Linked DNA regions of Homo sapiens: region 1 is linked to region 2. Evidence: chromatin contacts called from ENCODE POLR2A ChIA-PET data. All regions are on one chromosome and are shown on one strand. The core of a region is the stretch at or near the end of the contact, and the rest is flanking DNA. Distances in the headings are between cores, read along the strand shown.

The links. ChIA-PET counts read pairs that join two places held with the same protein, here RNA polymerase II (POLR2A).
Region 1: POLR2A ChIA-PET joins it to region 2 with 12 read pairs in activated naive CD4-positive, alpha-beta T cell. The contact joins the promoter of DTNBP1-AS1 here to the enhancer-like site in region 2. POLR2A ChIA-PET finds 5 or more read pairs at or near these places in 2 of 52 experiments (H1 and activated naive CD4-positive, alpha-beta T cell).

Annotation. Positions count from the first base shown.
Region 1 is chr6:15,543,633-15,549,139 of GRCh38, forward strand. It overlaps DTNBP1-AS1 (DTNBP1 antisense RNA 1), which reads left to right and starts at 2,438. Exons shown (of 3, transcript XR_007059478.1): 1 at 2,438-5,507. The region is part of intron 7 of DTNBP1 (dystrobrevin binding protein 1); the gene reads right to left. It overlaps LOC105374947 (a long non-coding RNA gene), which reads left to right. Exons shown (of 4, transcript XR_007059475.1): 4 at 1-739.
Region 2 is chr6:14,269,490-14,275,151 of GRCh38, forward strand. No RefSeq gene overlaps it. Among named protein-coding and RNA genes, the nearest start is that of LINC01108, 13 kb to the right of the region's middle. RefSeq lists enhancers at 992-2,191, 1,482-1,626, 3,462-4,375 and a cis regulatory region at 1,549-1,559. Within about 2 kb of position 1,607, at least 6 of the 41 ENCODE cell types and tissues checked have a DNase peak (open chromatin) inside an H3K27ac peak, as active enhancers do.

The DNA.
Region 1 (5,507 bases), core at 1,188-3,687, 1.3 Mb after region 2:
TTCAGCTTCCCTGTTCTTTGTTCTCCATTTTAAAGTTTAACTTCCTCATTCTTTACTCTCCTTGCCCCTAGTTTCAGTAAATGACCCCCTCCTAGCCTCTGTCACCTGTTCTGTCCTTAGGCATCCTTAGTCACCTGTTCTGTAACTGTCCTTTCCACCAAAACTACTCACCCTGCCACTCCGGCTCATACCCTTGCTCTCTTTAAAAGAGACAATTGGAATTAGCTTAGACTGTGCAGTCCAACCCTAGCCAATAGGGGAAAGACACAGCAGTAGGAGCTAGCGGCATTAGGAATAAGACCCCTTCCCCTTCCTTGTCTGGTGTGCTCTCGCCATTGTTCCATCCACAAGATACACCCTTCTATAGAAGTAAATTGCCTTGCTGAGAAAACTTTTGCCTGAGTGTCATTTTCACTTGGTGACACCAAGCATTTACTTCCAACACCTCTTATAGCCATGCCCTCCTTCCCCAAACACTCAGCTGGACTCCAAATCTATAATTATGTTATTTCATATGTTATGTAAGTGGAATCATGTACTATATATCCTTCTGAGACTCGCTTTTTTCACTCAGCATAATTGCCTTGGGGTTTCTCCAAGCTACAGCACATAATAATCTGTTCCCTTTTATTATTGAGTAGAATTTTATGGTATGGATGTACCACAGTTTGTTTAACCATTCACCCACTGAATGGCTGTTTCCAACTTTTGGCTATTATGAATAAAGCTGTCATGAACATTTGTGTATGAGTTCCTACATGAAAATAAGTACTTTCTCTTGCATAAATGCCCAAGAGTGCAACTGCTGGGTCATACGGTAAGTTCATTTTTCGGTTTTGAAAGGAACTGCCAAACTCTTTTCCAGAGTAGCTATTCCATTTTACATCCCCATCATCACTGTGTGAGTCAGCTAGTTTCTCTGCATCTTTGCCAGCATTTGCTGGGACTTACTAATTGTAACACAGGTTGAGTATCCCTGCGCTGAAATCTGAAGCTTTTTGAGCACCTACCTGATTCTAACAGGAGATGCTCATGGGAGCATTTAGGATTTCAGTTTTTTGTTTTAGCCATGCTCAACCAGTAAGTGCATACTGCAAATATTCCAAAATCGGAAAAAATCCAAAACCTGCAACACTTCTAGTCCCAAGTATTTCAGATAAGGGATATGTAATTGTACAGACTGTTTCCTTTTCTCTCTCTTTTCTCCAGAATGTGGATGCCTGTCAGAAACAAGTTTCAGCTTCCTTTTAAATATTTTCAATAATTGCTGTTTCCAAAGGTACTTTTAGTTCCCTGAGCTTAGTAAAATATATTTTAGAAAAATTTTGTTCAGAAACTGAGGACTTGTTAGACAATGACAAAATACACAATATTTCCTTGCAGTTTTAAAAACCACTTTTCCTGTACTGTTACCATTTTTAACAGTTACATTTTTTCTTACCTCAGTTTTCAAATAAGGTATACACAACAATTTTTAAAGTCTCCCAATCTCCTGCCCCCACTTAAACAAATGAATACAAATTTTCTCAGGCTGGATTAAAAAAAAAGACCCGTAAAAGTATTTTCCTGGCATTGGTTTTCCTTATACATGAATTTTTAAGGTATCAACTTCTGTGACCTGTGTTTCTACAGTTTTAAAAAGTTTTATATCCAGCCTTCATCAATAATTAGTTTTCAAAACAGACATATTTATTTTATACCATACATTATTTCTGTGAGTATTCTAAAGTATTATAGAACATTATTCCTCAGAATTGGCATTTGGAAAAACAATTCTGTGCATGCTAAAGTTAACACACGTTTTCAAAGAAAGTTAAATGACTTTACAGAGCTTTTCTTAACCCTTGCTCCAACACAGACACACACACACACCCTTTACACACATTAATCAAGTACTATACTTTTACATGCAACTAAAAAAAGATGATCCTTACCTAAAACACAGTAGTTAGGAATAATGGCAGTTTTTTTGCAGATAGTCAGAATAAATAACTTTTACATAACAAAGAATTCATGGCAACTACTGAGTTGGTCACAAAATTAGGTCCTTAGGAACAGCTACTGGAAATGCTGTTTCCTAAAACCATGCTGCAGGAAACACTATTCTAGTATTCTGGAACAGTTTTCGAATTCCTATCAATTACCTTAAGGAAATGACCACTATCTAGAGTATTAACAAAATGAACACTGCAGGAACAAGATGTGTATGAGGCTTGTTAGAAATAGTTAAGACAGAATGCTCAACAATACCTTAGCTTTTATGGGAAGGGCAAGGCAGTTTAGAAGACCGGGGTCTGACTGCAGGGCCAGCTCAGGCAGGCGGGTCTCAGCACACCACTCACCTCCCACCATGCACCCTGGAGGCCTCAGATTTCCCATCGCCAGGAGGGTGGAGCTGGCTGAATATGGATCGGAAGGTCACCTCCAGTTCTTTTTTTTTTTTTTTTTTTTGAGACAGAGTCTTGCTCTGTTGCCCAGGCTGGAGTGCAATGGTGCGATCTCGGCTCACCGCAACCTCCGCCTCCAGGGTTCAAGCAATTCTCCTGCCTCAGCCTCCTGAGTAGCTGGGATTACAGGCGCGTACCACCACGCCCAACTACTTTTTGTATTTTTAGTAGAGATGGGGTTTCATCATGTTGGTCAGGCTGGTCTCGAACTCTCTGACCTCGTGATCCGCCTGCCTCAGCCTCCCAAAGTGCTGGGTTTACAGGTGTGAGCCACCGCGCCTGGCCCCACCTCCAGTTCTTAAATGCTGAGAATCTATTTTTATTTACTTCTGATTGGAGCAGGAAAGGGTGATCCCAAAGCCTATCTTGTTTTTAGTATAATTATATGAATATCAGATTAGCATTAAGGAATCTAAGACCTTTTGAGTTAGACAATGACATTTCAAGAAAATAAGATTTAATTATTAACAAAAACCTGAAGGTATTTTTACATTCATTTTCCTGGCCATGTGATTGATTGAAGAATGATAAGAACCAGAAAGTGTAAGATAAATGGATCAGTAAGAAATGCACTTAATCATAAATTATTACCCTTGTTCAAATTCACAGGCTCAGACTAGGAGGTTAAGGGTACGGTGTGGTGGCTTCTGCAATGAGTACAGGTAGCACCAAGAAGGCTGCTTCCTGTAGGAGATCGACAAATACCTACATGGATGAGTCACAGTTCGAAGGAATGGTTCAACGCCATTTGAAAATGCTCTTCAGTGATATGTTGACAAAGATGCTTTTTACAGAAACACTATGCTAAAATGCCGCATGAAATAGCAGCTTTTTCTTTCTTTCTTTCTTTTTTTTTTTTTTTTTGGTAAGACTAAAAAGAACTTCAGTCTAGAAGCTTTGTGTTATGGATATTTAGACAAAAGCCCAATTTCTAGAATTTTTAAGCCACATCTGACATGTTCCTGAATTTTAACTATGGAATTGGCCTACTTATTAACAGTTTGAGGGGAAAAAATGGAAGAAGTTTAGATCACTACAGGAATCTTTTCAAAATCAAAGGCTTTTTTTAAAACGCTGCATAAAAGACTTTAGAAAAAGTAGTATAAACCAACTGCCAGCGTCTGTGAGTGAAAATTATTTATTAAAGAGTCCATTCAAAAGGGTTGTACAGACAGAAAACCAGTGGTTCTCCACATTTGGCAGCATCAAAATCACCTACAGGACTAGTGAACAGAGATTCCTGGACCCCATATCCAGAATCTGATTCAGTAATCCATTTGGGCCAAAGATTTGCATTTCTAACCAAACCCCAGGTAATGCTGACACTGCTTGAGAACCACTGCTCTAGACGAACTACATCTGTGCAACCACTGCATTACTTCATTTACATTTTGACCTTGTATAAATATTTATACAATGGGAAACAGACGAAGCAGCTGGTACAATCCATAGAAATGACGGAAATGTTATCTCCTTAACTCTTGAAAATATCTGTGAAATTATCCAGAACGGAAGAGCTCCAGCAGCAACCAAAATGCATAATCACAGACAAGAATTGCCTGTTGTCAACCTTATGGGTGACAATAACGGATAAGCCCCTTAAGGCAGGCTTTCCTCCTTAGCAACTCTGTGCCATTCTGTGGAATCCATTACCAGTCCCTGTGCTTGGTGGCTTCCACACAGAAGGAGGCAAGATCCCCTGTGACCAGATCTGTGCTTTGTCCTGAACTCCAGATATAACAGAGTGGGTTCTCATCCTCTCCATTTTCAGAGACAACATACAGAAGTTTTCAAGCCATCTGCATTTAATTTTCCCATAAACAATATAAAATTATATTTGTATTCAAAGCTAATAGACAAAACTCTGGCAAATAAAAATTTTAGAGAAGAAAAAATACATACAAGCAAAGTGAGATGTGAGAAAGTGAATATGGCAACAAATGCTGAAGAGATGCAAAATCAATGTTAACCATAAATTTCTATTAATCGAAACTCTCAGACTCCAACAGTATAACAAAGCTAATCACAATGATAACCTAAGGTATTCAAAGATTTAAGAGATTTCTGAATTATTAAAACATTTTATAGTATATTCTAACTGCTTTGAAAATTGGTCATCTTTGACAGACTGGTAAATATCAACAGATAAAAGGTTTGAATTAATCAAAAACTTCCCAACCTTGATAACCTGGTATGCTTGTTATTCAACATAAATAATCACACATTTAAAAAGTTTTAAAAGCGTTCTACCTGCTATGGATTCATGGCCGTTCAACACAATCTATGTGTTAAAATAGATCAGACCCAGGATTCAGGTCAGCATTTGCTATTCTTAATCTCTAAGCTTAAACACACACAGACACACACACACACACACACACACACACACACACACACACACACCACAATTCTTCCCATGTATAACACATTTGGAAGGCAGGAAGGACGTTTTTTGCCAACAGAAAACTCTTAAGAACACAAAAACCAAAAGCATCCCCTTGTTTCCAACATTTTGATTTCAGTATATAAATGATGTTGATGGAATTTTCTCAGTAAGACAATTCTCATTTCTATGGTTATAGTGATTTAAATTGGCTGCTATGTTACAAAAGAATCTTGAGAAATATCTAAAAACTAAACTCATATAAAGAAATTTTGACATAGAGGAAAAAAAGAAGGCAGTTAATATGTCAGCACATCTAAACATAAGGCAATGTTAATTTAAAAAACAAAAAGAAAAAAGCCTGTTGAATAGTGATTGAACATAATATTAAAATCTATGGTTTGGGTTTTGTTATTTGTTTTAATCATGAGAGAAAAATCCTTCAGATGTAAAATTTAAGTTTTCATTAATTATTAAAAATGTATATTTTTCTATCTTATTCATTCAAGAACAAGCAACCACTTGACAAATGTGGACTAATTTTGACAGTAACCCCTCACTACCAGGAATGGAGAAATACACAAGCTTCAGTTGTTTTCTCATGATCCAGACTGCAAATAAAATGCAGTTGCAAATAATATCACCTACAATTTTGTTTAACTCCAAAGATCTGAGGG
Region 2 (5,662 bases), core at 357-2,856:
CACATGCAGGGACCATGGCAGCCTCAAAGAGAGACACTCAATTTTCTGGTTTGCTGTAGGGGGATGGCAGTGAGCTGAGGAAGCTGCCCCGGTGTAAGCTAGAGGTTGCCTGACCTCGAGGGGAATTTGCAACTCTTTGTGCTGCTTCTCTTCCCTCACTGATAGCTGAGGTGCAGGTGGAGGAAATGCTGCTTCTTTAAACAGAGAGCTTCATTTCCCTCAGGGCTTCAAGTGAGGTGCCTGGGGTGGAGACAGAGGGGCCTGCCTTCCCTGGCTTCCCAAGGTAGCTTTCCTATTCACCCCTCACTCCTTTTCTTTAGTGAGACAAAGCTCACAGGCTGGAGGAGAGGTGTGGGGAGAAGGACTCTACCACTCTACTTTTTTCTAGATGTTCTCATGTGCAGAGAATTGGGCAACTTCTTCCTCCTGACACTCCCTAGCTTTCTCCTTTTCTAAGGATCCACTTATACACCAGCAGTGTCTAAGTAAAAAGGAATCGCAGATTCCTGCTAACATGGTTTGCTAGGTGATTTGTGCTGCTTATATATAATTTTTTTTTTTTTAATTTTGGAAAGATTGAAAGGAAGGAAGGCAGTCATGGGCTCTGCGTACACTTGGAAACATAAATGAGATGTAATTTCAAGACCTCCCTGATGGGCAATGTCAATATGGAGAATTCCCTGGAGAGTGAGAGCTTGGGCTCCACCAAGGGGGAGGAGCTGTGGTGGACAACAGGAGGTCAGCTTCCTAGCAGGTGAAAAGAGCCTGGACCTGGAGGGGAGGATTGGGGGATGAGGGAGGTGAGAATGAAGAGGGTAACAGGAGGCACACCATGCGCAGAAAGAAGACCAGGGCTCACCAAGACTCTCACAGGGTGGTCTATAGGAAAGGAAAGCCTGAGCGCAAGGGTGGGGCTGTTCAGTGGACAGTGTGGAAGGCTCTGAAACTCTGGTCTCCACTGCACTGGCGAATGCTGGGGAAAACCAGCAGTGATGCATTGGGAAGGAAGGATGCACACATCTGGGCGGCCTGTGGAATTACTATTTCTATTCTTGCTTCTAAATGGATGGGTAGGATTCAGACTTGAACTTAGTACATTTATCCTATAAATGAAGGTCTTTCTGTCAGGGATCTCTGCTCCGAGTGGTTTCACAAATGAATGAGTAGGATGCAGGGTGTGACAAAAGAACTAACATTTATTGAGCACCTACTATGTGTCAGGCACTGTCCTAGGGGCATGTGTGTGTGTGTGTGCACATATTGTCTCATTAAATCCTCACAGTGACTCTCTGAAGTTTGTTTTTGTCACTTTTGAGGAAATTGAGACTCAGAGAGCCAAGACTCTTTGGCCAAGGCCACACAATCAGGAGTCATGGACCCACATTCCAACCTGGGTGCACCTTACTCAAGGCCTGTTTGTTGGACAAGCTCTTACTGAGGTCAACGCAAAGCCTGATGTTGGTTCTCTCCCCTGCAGAGCGCCAAGCTGCCCCACCTCTCTAGGTAATCTTTCCCTTTCCAGCTCTCCTGTGGCTGGGTGTGGCTGAGCTGACACAGCATCTGGGTTTTTTTTCCAGACTGCACCCTTGGTAAGGTTCCAGTCTGGCTTATGGTGACGCTATTTCCTTTAGGGCCTGTCATCGCTTGTGGCTTTGCCTCTCAGCCCTCCAGTGGGTGACGTGCTGCCTTTGGTGCCAAGCAGTCACTCATTTGGAGAAGCCCAAGGCAGGATGGCATGCACTGGCATTCCCACACTAGCCACACTGGGCGGTAGGTGCTTTGGAGTGCGGTGTCTCAGTGGGTTCCACCCAAGCTCCATCAGCTCACAGCAGCTGCCTGGAGAGCTGACTCACACCCGTCCTCCACATCCTCCCTGATCAGAAGGACCCGGACTAGCTTTTTTTTTTTTTTTTTTTTGGCTTTAAGGAAGTGCCTTTGAATTTCAAAGGTGCCGGCCTCCTGACCAAGTGGAAGAAAGTCAATCCCCTCTGCAGCTGGTCTTCCTGCTGCTCTCCTTGCCTGGTAAATTTGGAACTAGGGCTTTTGGGACAGCCTAGTCATAACACTGCCAACCACTCATTCTTGTGATTGGACTGTGGGGTCCGGTCACAGTGTGATTAAATGGATGTAGTAATTGGAGTACAGCAGATACTCAACAAGAGGAGAGGCCAGGTAACCAAATCTATGCACCTCCTAGAATATTTGGATCTGGCATTTACTGAGCAGGTTTAAGAGCCTAACTCCTTTCTGTTAGAATAATAGGATGTTTCAGAGTTAAGGTCACACCCTCTGGGGTAATCTTTATCACAAAGGTTGTTGAATAATAGGCCAATTTTTCAAGTTATTCTATGCAACCTCAACCTTGAACTTAAAGGGAAGCTAGAGATTAAAACTCCTTTGCAAAGATTATGACAATGAGAAAATCTAGTGTGGCCAACTCCATCTTGCTTCTAGCCTCACAGGCTGTTGGTCTTCATTCGTTCATGGGTGTAGGCCAAGCTAAACATGAAAGGAATTTAGCTTATAGTTTATCTTTGAAGCAAGAATGATAATAGTCCTTCCCAAAAACTAACCTTCTCCTTGCTAAGGGACTAAACCACCTTTGAAAAACTAATAAAAGTTTAAAAGATTATGGTTATGGGAGGGGCCTGAACTCTGCTAAAATGTAGGTACAGTTAAACAATAACCCGCCATTGTTCCTAGCTTGCTTTTCTATAATTCCTCACTGCTCAGGAATTATGTGGTCAGAGATTACAAGATTTGTGACTTCCCCAATTGCTCCTATAGATAACATCACTATTGTATAACCTAAGATTGGCCTTTGGAGATAGTTTTCAGACTTTTGCATTCTGGCGACTTACTTCACCTGGACCCATGACTCATGACTCAACCAGTCTTGTGGCCTCCACCAAGATGCTGACTCAGGACAGGAGGACCATTTTCCATACTCCTGTGAATTCATCCCCAACCAATTAGCAGCCCCCATTCCCTAGCCCCCTGCCTAACAAACAATCTATAAAATCCATAGCCTCTGAGTTCTGAGGGAGGCTGATTTGAGTAGTAATATCTCCTGTCCTCCTGCTCGGCTAGCCCTGCAATTATTAACCCTTTCTCTACTGCAATACCACTGTCTCAATGAATTGGTTTTATCAGTGCAGCAGGCAAAAAGAACACATCAGGTGATGCCACTAGAAACTGGCACTAAGCTGGATTTGGGTTCTTTAATTTTGTTTCCTGCTTAATAGGTTATAAGGATCATTCCAAGTCATGGATAGAGTCATCCAGGATGGGTGTATTGATGCCACTGTTAAGCCAGTGGGCAGCTGTGATAGAGGGAGCAGAGTCAGTAGACCTGGAAGTTTGCCACTAATGAGGCTTGGCTGCTAGGAAGGTTGTAATGGCTCTGCACTTGAGCTTGCCCATCTCTAACATGGCAGTGACAAGGCTTCCTTCTCAGGGAGGTGACCTCAGGCCTAGCATGGCCCACTGGACCCTACGCTCCTTGAGAACAGGGGTCTCCCTTGTTCTTTGTTACATCCTCAATGCCAGGCATGATAAGGGCTTGATGAAGCTTTGTCCATTGGATCTTTCTGGGTTTGCCAGCCTTCCTCGTCTACACCACAGCCACGGTCTCGTATCGACAGGATCTGGATTGAGATTTGCGTTTGGATCATTCCAATCTATCCCACATCTCCACCTATTGTGGGAATAGCTCTATTTCCAAAGACCAATCTACTTTTCCACGAGGCCACACCCGTGCAGTATGTAAGTCGGAAGCAGAAATGAAAAGGGGAAGAAAGTTGAAATACTAAAAGTGGGAGGAGAGAGGGAGAGTGTGGGAGCAAGGCCGGGACCCACCCCAAAAGAGATTGGAATACATGTGCAGCTTTAGTTCATGGCCTGCCAAATACCTCGTGCTGTGCCTCTGAATGGAAAATGGGGTAGAACAATGAGCTGGAATTAACATCGCCTTTGAAAAGCAACTGCTGACAGCAGGCGTTCTGCATATGCCAAGTATTGCCTTCAGACCAGAGAAGCCTTTTCTGGCCCACATGAGCCCCGTGACAGCCTGCAGAAGGCAACACACCCTAGATCCCTAGATGGCTGTGACCTCCAGCCCTCTGTGCCCTGAGCATTTCTGTAGAAAATGTGTGTATTTAAAAAGGCCATGTATGTTTCTAGAAGGAAGGTGAAAACAAGATAGGTATTTGAGGAATTATATATCGATCGGGTACACATTTTGTGGCCTGGTTTAGCAAAGATGTATTACAGGTCTCAATCAAATTGCTCAGATAGACGAATGAGAAATTTCTGATTTGATATTATTTAGGAGTCAAGCCTGCCATTGCTGAGATTGTGGTACTTAAGGGAAAAGTGCCCTTTTACATATTCTTGACATGTTCTTGATTTTGGTTAATGGTATTATTCTCCAGTTTTGAGCCAGAAAAATCTGGAGCCACCCATAACTCCAGGCTGTCAGTCACTTGCCACTCTCACCCACTTGGTCCCCTAACCCTGTCTGCTTCCTTCCCAGTCACGTTACACCTCTGTATCTTCATTGCTGCCTCACTGGTGTTGATGATTGAACTGACTGCTCCTGTCTTCTAGAATTTTCTTGGTTCAGTTTCTTAAGAATGGCAGAGCAGACTTTATTCAAGGGGAGCCATGGCGATAGGGTATGGGGACCACAGCAATGGGGTCTTGCGGTGGGGGAGAGAGATCGGACTCCACTTCAACTCTAGCGAGGACAAGTGGGGATTTATAACCAGGGAGCTGAGTGGGGTCAGGGGTGGAAAATGACTAAGAGAAAACATCAAGGATGAGGGGTTTCTGGCTAAACTGACTTGATCAGTTACTGCAAAAGGCAGGTCGGGGTGATAAGGCATTAAGGGTGGTAAGGCACCAAAGAGGGGATTTTTGCTAAAGTGAGCAGAATTCTTGCTCAGACTGGATTCTATGAGGACACAGAAGGAAGCCCAAGTTCAGGCCCCATCAAGCAGAGGACTTGGAGGAGCCTAGATAAAGTTTTGGTCAAAGGAAAAGAGTCTGTTAAGTTCAACCTCTGATTCTGCCAGATTTGGCTTTCTTTCAGAAAGTCCAACTAAACCATTTCCGTTGCACAACCTCCATTGTATGCCACTTTACACAGGGAAAAACGGGAGTAACGTGTTTAACCAGCAAGACAAGGCAGAGTGCAGTGGCGGAGCCCACGCTGGGGTGCGTGTCTCAACAACTGGCCTGGGTACTGCTTTGAGCCTCAGTGATGAGTCACTTTATTCATTCATTTATATGGCAAATTGTATGAAGCACCTGTGACGTGCAGGCAGTGTTCCAGGCACTGGAGATGCGTCCTGGTCCTCTTGCAAGTTATTTTGCTGTGGACCAGCCTCTATGAGAATCAGGCACATAGGCAGAGGTATCCAGGGTCAGGGGCCTTCTAGGAAAGGCTGATCGCAGAGCTAAGGCAAGAAGCTCGCTGAGGTCAGCCCACGTGGTGTCAGGAGTGGAGGCGGAGAGGCCCCAGCTGCAGAAACACAGGCACCTCCTTGCTTGTTGAGGTTTGTTTTAGGAGCTGTCAGGGAAGAAGGGAGGGAAATGGGGCACTAAAAATACCCACGGATGTTTCCAGAAACCTCTGATGTCTGGGCTCCCACTGTGGATA